Linked DNA regions of Homo sapiens: region 1 is linked to region 2. The links are chromatin contacts, found by Hi-C in ENCODE. All regions are on one chromosome and are shown on one strand. Each heading gives the region's core, a stretch centred on a gene start or an enhancer-like site at or near the end of the contact. The rest is flanking DNA. Distances are from core to core; before and after follow the strand shown.

The links. Hi-C counts contacts between places; a loop is a spot of excess contacts on that map. Pooled maps may share reads with other maps.
Region 1: a map of heart left ventricle shows a loop between it and region 2 (22-fold over the local background). The contact joins the promoter of MIR3147HG here to the enhancer-like site in region 2. A Hi-C loop is called at or near these places in 4 of 168 maps with a recorded cell type or tissue (heart left ventricle, kidney and left cardiac atrium) and 7 of 50 pooled maps.

The regions. Positions count from the first base shown.
Region 1 is chr7:57,401,224-57,406,383 of GRCh38, forward strand. MIR3147HG (MIR3147 host gene) reads left to right here and starts at 3,544. Exons shown (of 3, transcript NR_120505.1): 1 at 3,544-3,772. It overlaps MIR3147 (microRNA 3147), which reads left to right and starts at 3,802; the gene lies at 3,802-3,867. LOC105375299 (a long non-coding RNA gene) reads right to left here and starts at 2,896. Exons shown (of 2, transcript XR_927305.3): 1 at 2,833-2,896; 2 at 774-1,914.
Region 2 is chr7:57,341,915-57,346,850 of GRCh38, forward strand. No RefSeq gene overlaps it. Among named protein-coding and RNA genes, the nearest start is that of MIR3147HG, 60 kb to the right of the region's middle. Within about 2 kb of position 2,462, at least 5 of the 41 ENCODE cell types and tissues checked have a DNase peak (open chromatin) inside an H3K27ac peak, as active enhancers do; they include heart left ventricle, where a contact is called at or near this core.

The sequences.
Region 1 (5,160 bases), core at 2,294-4,793, 60 kb after region 2:
TGTTATATAGTGTGTATTATACTTTCTCATGATTTCTTCACTATACTGTATGACTCCACTCATACAAGGTACTTAAAGTAGTTAAGTTTACAGAGACACAAAGTAGAAGAGTTATTCCTGGGGCTACAGGAAGGTAGGTGAGGTGTTTAACGGGTACAGAGTTTCAGTTTTGCAAGATGAAAAACACTCCCTATAAATATGGAGGATGCTCGTAAAACTGTGTGACTCTGCTTAATTCCTTTGACCTGCACACTTAAAGACTGTTAAAATGAAAAAAAAAATTGTTGGCCGGGCGCAGTGGCTCAAGCCTGTAATCCCAGTACTTTGGGAGGTGGAGGTGGGCAGATCACCTGAGGTCAGGAGTTCAAGAACAGCCTGGCCAACATGGTGAAGCCCCATCTCTACTAAAAGTACAAAAAATAGCAAGGTGTGGTGGTGCATACCTCTAATCCCAGCTACTCAAGAGGCTGAGGCAAGAGAATTGCTTGAACCCAGGAGGTGGAGGTTGAAGTGAACCAAGATTGCACCACTGCACTCTAGCCTGAGCAACAGAGCGAGACTCCATCTCGGAAAAAAAAAAAGAACAGACTATATCTATCTGCAACAGCATGAATGCATATCACAAATATAATGTTCCATAAAAGTAAGTAAATGTAAAAGTGTACATACTATATAATTTGATTTATACAAAATCCAATAAGCAGACAAAACTGAGCTCCTGGCTTTCAGTAACACTGGAGTAGCTTGTTGAATTAACACAGATTATAATGATGAAACTTGAATAGTATATTATATATTGTTATAGAAACACATCTATATAATACAAATATGACCTACGTGTGAGTAAGAACTGAATGAGGATTTCAGCTGTGCCCACTATAGGGGAGATAGGTGTTGACGTTTGAATCTAGCCCAATTAACACCATTTGTAAACAATAACACTGCTTTTCAAAGGTACACAACATAATCGAGAGTCTCTATAATGATTCTTTACAGTTTTAGTACACAACATTAAAATTCATGAGACGTGTGAAGAAACACGAAAATGAGATCCATACACAATTTAAAAAGCAGGCAGTAGAAGTGATCCTAAGATATTTAAGATGTTGTAATTCAGGATGTTTAAAGGCAGCCATTATAAATCTGTTCATGGGGGTAAAGGAAAATATTCTAATCATGAATGAAGAGCTGTGGAACCTCAGCAAAGACATGGAAATTACGAAACAATAGGAAGATAAGGAAATTTAAAAAATACTTTTGAGCTTATTCAAAGATTAGAAACAGAACACAGAGCAATAGAAATTGTCCATTCTGAATAAAAGAGTGAAAAATCTTAAAGAAAATGAAGAGTCTTAGAGACCTGTGGAGTGATTGAGTCCAAGTTGAAGAGGGGACAGGAAAATTAAATGAGGTACAAAGTAAATCACCAACTAATAGCTGAAAACTTCCAAAATTTGTCAAAACCCCCCAATTTTTATACCCAACATGTCAACACACCCCTCCAAAAAATACAAATAAATCCATACCAAGGCCATATTGTGATTTAGAAGACTAGCAGGGCAGAGCTTTCTATTGACTTGCTGTGATTTCTAATTTTAACTACTTAGAAGAATGAAAAATAGGTTCTCCTTAGAGTTTTTTTTTTTTTTTTCTTGGAGAAAGTCTGACTTAGGCACAGATGACTGACAGTTATTAAAGGCCAATGACTTTCCAGCCTTCTCTTAAATTTCCAGTGTCTTACGTTGGAAATTATTTAAATTCGTTTCTTCCAAATCCTGCAGTAATACTGATGCTCCAGAAAGATGTCCCACGGAGATTCTGCTCTTGTGCGTCCCTCCTGCACGGAGCTGAGGCTGTGCCTCCTCTAGTTTCATTAGCGTGTAGTCGTGGGGTACTTCGAGTTAATCTGGAAAACTAAATGTTAAAATGGATTCAGGCCGGGCACAGTGGCTCACGCCTGCAATCCCAGCACTTTGAGAGGCTGAGACGGGCGGATCACTTGAGATCAGGAGTTCGAGACCAGACTGGCCAACATGGCGAAACCCCATCTGTACTAAAAATACAAAAATTAGCCCGGCAAGGTGGCGGGTGTCTGTAATTTCAACTACTGGGGAGGCTGGGGCAGAACAATTGCTTGAACCCAGGAGGCGGAGGTTTCAGTGAGCCCAGATCGAGTCAGTCACTGCACTCCAGCCTGGGCTACAGAGTGAGACTCCGTGTCAAAAAAAGAAAAAAGAAAAATGGATTCAAAGAATTATCACTGTTAAGTTCCACCAGCAAATTATTAAACGTGGTTCCAAAGGGATATTTAAAAAGGGAAATTAAGTGTTTCCATGAAGGTCCTATTCACAGCAGAAACGCAGACACTGTTCATGACCTCACCACACAAACTTCCCTTATGTGTTGGGAGGGACCAAGGGGCTCTCTGGCCCTGCACCTGCGTTAATTACGGCCGGGAGGTCCACACTAGGACCCCAAGGTCTGGGAACCAGCCTGGATCGGGGGCAGAGAAGCGGTGGATGTGGCTCCCAAAGTGTCTTAGGGGCTCCCTTCCCTGTGGCTGTTTCCTGACTGGATGCAGCAGGGTCAGGCCTTTCGCTGTGACGTTTTCAACTCTTTGTCAGAGTGGCAGGAGCGTCCCTGTGAGAGGCCTGACCCAGGTGTGGGTCATGCAGCCAGCCCGGGGTCCAAGGGGCACTCCTGGGATGAACAGGAGGATTTGCGACAGCCTAGAGGATAGAGGAAATGGTGGCTTTGAAAAGGCAAGTGCTAGGTTATCAGGGAACGCATATATCCATTTCTGGCAGCGAACGGACGGTTTCAGACACTCACGAGGGAGCTTCCCGCGTAGGATGCCAAGAAGTCGGAGAACAGTCAGACACCTGGCGATTAGCCCGTCCTACGCAGGGACTACACTGCGCATGTTCAAAGGGGGCGTGTCAGGGGTGGGGCGAGACGGAGGGGCGGTGCCGAGGGGAGAGGCAGCGCAGAGGGAAGGAGCGGGGCGAGGAGAAGGGGCGGGGCGAGTACTGCTCCAAGATATGGCAACCGTGACAGCTTTGCGAGTAGCTCCAGGTCCCCTGCTGCTCCGTGAGAAATCAAACTTCTGGCAATGACGAAGCATGAAGCCAGCATCTCAGGGAGAGGTAGTGACATAATTACACGATAAGACAAGCCGCCTGGTCTCGCTGTCACTTGGCAGGCAAGAGAGGTTCGGGAACAACCAGGCTCCCCTTTGGCATGGCAGAACTGCTCTGGACTCGGGAAGGTGTGGATTGGAGGGCGGGAGCTACGCCTGGCATACTGGGACTTGTCATCTTTGATTAGCTTCCAGTTTTTTAATTGCAGGGCGACCGGATTACAATCCCAGCCAGCATGAACATGGGGCGGCGCGCAGTCCTGAAGGGGGAAGCCGGGCTGTGCCGGCCTGGCTCTGCCGGCCTGGCTCTGCATGCTGGGAGCTGTAGTCTCTTCACCGCTCCCGCCCGTTGTTTCAAGCGCTTCGGGACTGCAATCCCAGCATGCCCCGGTCTCAGGGGCGGGGCGCAGTTCTTGCGGGAGGAGCGGGGCGGTGCGCTCCTGGCCACGCAGGCTGGAAACTGTAGCTCTTAACGGTTCCCCGCCCGTTGGTGGCAAGGCGGCTGGACTAGAATCCTAGCAGGCGATATGCGAGAAGGCGGGCAGCCCAAGAGGGTTGGGCAGGGCAGTGTGGATCTCGCCGCTTCCACAGCGATGCTGGCTACTGATTTCGGACACCTCCTTGCCATGGGATGTGAGTCCGGAGAGGGACAGGAGGGGCAGGTCCGGGTTGGGCAGTGAGGAGGGTGTGACGCCGCGAAGTGCACCTCGCCCTTGTCCAACTCGGACGGGTGTGGTCCTCACCTCACTTCCCGCTGCTAGGCTGGGTTCCCTCTCCCACCTGCACCCGGGGTCTTTCCTGGACATCACGCCTCCTCCAGCCCAGGGAGCCACCTGCTTTCCTAAGCTGCTGTGGGAACTGGCCTGCGGTCCAGGCACTGTCCACTGTGCCGCTGCCCTCTTTTCTCTCCAGCCAGAGCGCAGTGCAGCCGCTATGGGGAGAAATCCGCCGCCCGGCCCGCCAGTGCACAAGTTCAGAGCTTTGCGTGGGGCAACATGCTCTGTGGCTTCATGAAAATGTCACCCTCACCAGCGCCTTTTTCGCGGATGTGGATGTTGAGGTGGCAGAGAGGGTCATTATTGGTTTACCCAGGAGATGCTAACAGCAGAAGAGAAAATCTCACATCCCAGGCGTGTGTCTCTGGTGCGCCATTTTCCCCCAACCCATTTGGTGGAAAGTTCCCCAAATAGCTACCTAAAGATGAAGATAGTTTAGGCATTTTACACGTGACATCATTGGCCTCATCTCAACCGAGGCCTGACTGGGCAGTGTCTCAAAGACACAATGGCAACCTGATTCTCAGGAACAGGTGGTGCTCCAGCTTTGTGTGAGCGACTTTCAAGGTATAGAGCACTTGGGGAGTCTTTGAAACTCCTCAGGCTTCACAACTTTGCTTTGAATGGAATGTTCATCACCCCCGGCACTCACGGAGGTACCTTTACTCTCTCGGGCTGATCTGTTTAATTTTTCTGTCCAGACAATGGAAACTTCTGGGAGCACTTCTGGTTTCGTGTAGCTTCCTAATAATTGATGTCCCTTAATTCCAGGTGTCCTCAGGGAAAGTTCCTTTGATTCTGGAATGGCTCCAGCTTTTATGCTTTTGTGTTTAATCCGTAAAAACCAAGGTGTTAATCTACATAAAAATAAGACCTTGTTCATATCACACATTCCAACAGGCTTCATTTCTGATTCCTGAATGCGGATTACTATTTTAAAAAAGCCTAAAAACTCTGGTCATGGATATTAGACACTGTTATTGTACTTTGTGAAGAATTTACTCCTTCAGGATCAATTACACACGGGCTCATCAGCACCTTTGTCAATAAAGGAACAAGAACCATGTGGCATCTATGGATGTGGTGAGGTGAAGTATAGGGAGACCACAGCATAACAGCTCTTCCCTTGTTTTCAGTAGAGTTTGTGGGGTCAAGTACCTGCATTCTTCCCCCATCCCTCAATATTCTCATTCTACTCTTGACTGTTCCCTCTTTAGGTGGGAGTTTCTAAATACACTCGTCCGC
Region 2 (4,936 bases), core at 1,212-3,711:
TCCATTTATGAAATAAGTGTAACAAGAGCCCCCAGCTCCTGGAATTGCTGTGATGATCACCTAAGTTCACAAAGGTAAAGGGCCAGGATCCTGCCAGGTGCATGATGAGGGCTATAGGAGCATATGTTGCTCTTCAGGAATCAAGGGGGAGGAGGGACCTGGTGGTTCCTGCACAATTTACAAGGGACTCAGGGACAGGGATGGGAAGGAGGAGCTGGAGAAGAATCCTGCCATGAATCAGCAGGGAATTTCATAAAGCAAAGGCCACTGTATCGGGGATGACCTTCACACAGGGCCCATGTGCCCCCCAGGGAAGGGCTGCCCCACCCCCATCCTTCCCGGAGCCCAGCACAGCGATTGGGCATCTTCATAAGGCAGAAGCTCCATCCTTCTGGCTGCTCTATCTGGAACCTTGGAGCCATCCTTGGCTTTTATTTTTAGATTTTATTTTAAGTTCCGGGGTACATATGCAGGCCTTGCATGTTTGTCACACAGGTAAACGTGTGCCATCGTGGTTTGCTGTACCTATCAACCCATCACCTAGGTATTAAGCCCGACAAGCATTTGCTATTTTTCCTGGTGCTCTTCCTCCCCTAACCCCCCTGACAGGTCCCAGTGTGTGTTGTTCCCCTCCCTGTGTCCATGTGTTCTCATCGTTCAGCTCCCACTTATAAGTGAGAACATTCGGTGTTTGGTTTTCTGTTCCTGTGTTAACAGAAACCCAAACATCCTTGGCGTCTTGATTTCTATTGATCACATCTAGGCCAGCAGCATGCCCCATCTGCTCCACCTTAGAACAGATCTGGAATCCAAGATCTGTCCTCCCTGCCTCTTCACCTCCACAGCCACCCCTTGGGCCCATTCGCCATTCTCTTCTGCTTGAACCACTGCAGTCACCCTGACTGTCCCCTTCATCCTGGCTCCTGACAGCCCATCCTCTACCCGGCCAGAGGGATTCTTTCAGAAAGAAGTCAGACTGTGCCCTCTTCTGTTCAGAACACTCCATGGCTCCCACCTACCCCAGAGGAAAGCTAAGTCCTTCGTTCGACATGCAGGCTTCCATGGGCTCTGCCCTTCACCTCTCTGAGCTCACATCCTCCCATGCTGCCCCTCACTCATTCTGCTGCAGCCACACGGGCCTCTTCTCTGCCATCCTCGCTCATGCCAGGCACGGTCCATCCTCAGGGCTTTGCACTTGCTGTTTACTCTACCAGGAATGCCCTTCCTCTGGAAATCCCCATTGCCCTATCCCTCATCTCTTTGAGGCTGTACTCAAATATTTGCTCAGTGAGACCTTTCCTGCCCTGCACCCCCACCCTCTACTTAGATTTGTTCCTCTCTGATGCTCCCCTCCTCCTTCCCCAGCTTACTTTTCACCTTAGCACTCACTGCCATCAGAAACATGATCTATTTAATTTACCTATGAAGTCTGATGCCCCCTTCCTCCCCCACTCCATAATGCCAGCTCTACGCTGGCGGGGACATGTGTGTTCTGTTCACTGTTGCATCCTAATACATTCAGGTGATGGACGATATGAGTCAAGTGTGTTATCTTGGACACTGATGGAGGCAAGATTGTCGGGGTGAGGGTGGAAGCAGGAGACCAGGAAGGAGGCTCCTGCAGGGGCCAGGTGAGAGAGGTGGGATTGGGCCAGGGCAGGGAGGGGTGGCTGTGTCTGGATGGAGCAGCAAGTGGTGTGAGGGGTGAGGGAAAGAGAGGAGTTGAGGATGACACCCTGGTATCTGGCCTGAGCATCTGGAAGGATGGGGGTGCCCTGGATGGAGATGAGCTGTGGTGGGAGAGCAGGTTTCAATCCTGGCCAAGTTCCATGGGAGCTGCCTCCTGAGGCCTGCTAAGGCCAGATGCTGTTCCAGGGACTCCAGAACAGCAGCGTGTCACACAGTCTGCCTTCTCGTCACTCTTGTCTCATGGATTGGCATGGCAGCACTGCTGCTTACTGGGAAACATTGAGCCAGTGGCACCACTCCCCGAGCCTCAGTTTCCCCATCTGGATGACAGTCCCTCCCTCCCAAGGCCCGTGTGCAGCTCCATGAGCTCATGCCTCTGACATGCCTGGCATCCAGTGGGTGCTCCAGCAGAGCTCGTTCCTTCCCTGTCCAGCCCCTATGCTGGCTGTCCCCCAGGAGACTGTGCTGGAAGCATTATTTTCAAGCCTGGCTCTGGCGGGCTGGGCCATGGCTCTGAAGGCTGCGGGGAGACCACAGTGCTATAGCAGCATCCCAGCTTTCTTGATGCCAGGAGACCGTGGCTCAGGGGAGGCTGCCCTGTGTCCATGCACTGCCTGGTAACCCTTTATGCGAAATTATGTCATGTCACCCCATGCTGTTTATAAACAGCTCTGACGTTTCCCAAGCAGGGCCATGGGGGAGGGGCCTGCACCTAGTCCTCCCACCCCCCACCCCCCGATGCCAGGACCTGCTGGTGACCCCTCCCGTTAGCCCACATCACACAGAGTAAAGTGGGTGGACTGGCCTCCAGCCAGCGCTGGCCTGGTTGTTTCAACACCTCCAAGCATCTCGCAGCTGACCAGCCCTGGGGTATTTTTAAACCCTGGCCTCGGCCAACCTTTTTGTCACATTCAGGTCGGGGCTTGAGTTTAGTGCATGCCCCTATTCAGGTAGCTGGGCGGGGGTTGGGATTCACTGGACAACAAACATTTAATCCAGTTCCAGAACCTGGGGACCTACTATGTGCCAGGAGTGGGGACCCCAGGGGGACTCCCTCACAAAGCCTGTCCCCAAGGTGCTCACTGTCTGGCAGGGACACTGTGACAGGTCCACACTGCGACAAGTGCTAAGATGCAGGCCAAGATGGCAGTGGCAACTCAAATATCCACAGGCCCAGTGGGTTACACTAACAAATGAAGTGGGCCTGGTGTGAGACTTCGGGGAGGGGTGGGGCCTGAGGAAACTGGCGAGCCCACGCGCAGTCTGAAGGGGCTGGCTGCGCGCCCCTCAGCTCCAGCCACTGTTGTCATGAGGGATTTGGGTCCAGAGCTTCTGATTTTCCAGGAGAAGGTACAAATCTAGGTTTATGTGAGATTTCATGAAAAACAACAACAACAGCAAAAAAACCTTGACTTTTAAATGTTGGCAATAAATTTTGTAAAAATGTCGAAAACATTCTGAGAGCCAAATGACACCCGCTTGTGGGTTGGACTCAGCCCACGAAGTCAAGCTGAGGCAAACAGTTTGTGCTCTCTGATGCAAACAGGTGCACTATAAAATAGCCAACAAATGCGGGCTGAACACCTACCCTGAGCTCCTTCTACTGTTCCAGGCCCCAGGAAACAGCCAGGAACAAGGTGGAAACATGCCTGCCCTCATGTCTCTTTCAACCAGTGGGATTGCTGGCACCAGCTCCTACTGGCTCAGGAATTCTGCAGGCTAGTTTTCACACACAGCTGTCACTAAGAATTAAATTGCACGAACTTCCAGTTAAATAAGTTAAAACAAAAACAAAGGTAACAACTGCTCACAGATCACCACTTTCTCACCATTTCACTGTTCTCTGTGTTCTTGAAGTGATTGATGTCTGTTGTGTCACATTATATCATATACCATATCCCATGGTGGAAATAGTATATAACATGGTCTTCCCAATGCCATGCTCAGTAAGTCACACTGGTAGCTCCAAATGGATCATGGTGGGAGTATTAACACCACACAAATGAATACGTGTAAAAATCAGGGCTCCCCCTTGTTGAGAAGGCGTCATTAAACATTTAGCAGTAAACCAGATTTTTTTTTTTTTGTGATGAAATCTCACTCTTGTCACCCAGGCTGGACTGCAATGGTGCCATCTCGGCTCACTGCAACCTTCGCCTCCGGGTTCAAGTGATTCTCCTGCCTTAGCCTCCTGAGTAGCTGGGATTAGAGGCACACGCCACAATGCCTGGCTAATTTTTTGTATTTTTAGTAGAGACAGGTTTCACCATGTTCGCCAGGCTGGTCTAGAACTCTTGACCTCAGGTGATCCACCTGCCTTGGCCTCCCAAAGTGCTGGGATTACAGGTGTGAGCCACTGCACCTCACCCCCAGATTTTTAGAATACTGATATATATGGCACTTTGGGAGGCCGAGGCAGGCGGATTGACTGAGGTCAGGAGTTCGAGACCAGCCTGGCCAACATGCTGAAACCCCGTCTCTACTAAAAATACAAAAATTAGCCGGGCATGGTAGCAGACGCCTGTAATGCCAGCTACATGGGAGGCTGAGGCAGGAGAATCACTTGAACCCAGGAGGCAGGGGTTGCAGTGAGCTGAGATCGTACCACTGCACTCCAGCCTAGACAACAGAGCAAGACTCAAAAAAAAAAATACTGACAAATACGGACTATGTCAGATAGTAGTAACTACAGTGAATGAAAATAAAGCAGGTAGAGGGATAGATGATGGAGGGGAGTATTTGAGATGGGTAAATCATGGAAGGCTTCTCCGGGGAGGTGATATCTGAGCAGAGACCTGAATAAAGTGAGAGAGTGAGCCAGACAGATACCTGGCTGAAAAAGGTTCAGACAAAAGGAAGAGCAAGTTTCTACCTAGAGGCAGGAACAAGCTTGCTAGTTCAGAAATGGGAAGGAGGCCAGCGTGGCAGGAGCACAGTGAATGGAGAGAGAGGTAGGAATGGGACTGGGGAGGTGGGCAAGGGTCAGATTATACAAGGTCTTATAGGCCAAGGTAGGAGGTGAAGTTTTATTCTAAGAGGGGTGAGAAGCCCTGGAGGATTTGAGCAGGGAAGGGACATGACTGGGTTTATCTTTTTTTTTTTTTTTGAGATGGAGTCTCACTGTGTTGCCCAGGCTAGAGTGCAATGGTGCGATATTGGCTCACTGCAACATCCGCCTCCTGGGCCCAAGTGATTCTCCCACCCAAGCCTCCCGAGTAGCTGGGATTACAGGCATGCCCCACCATGT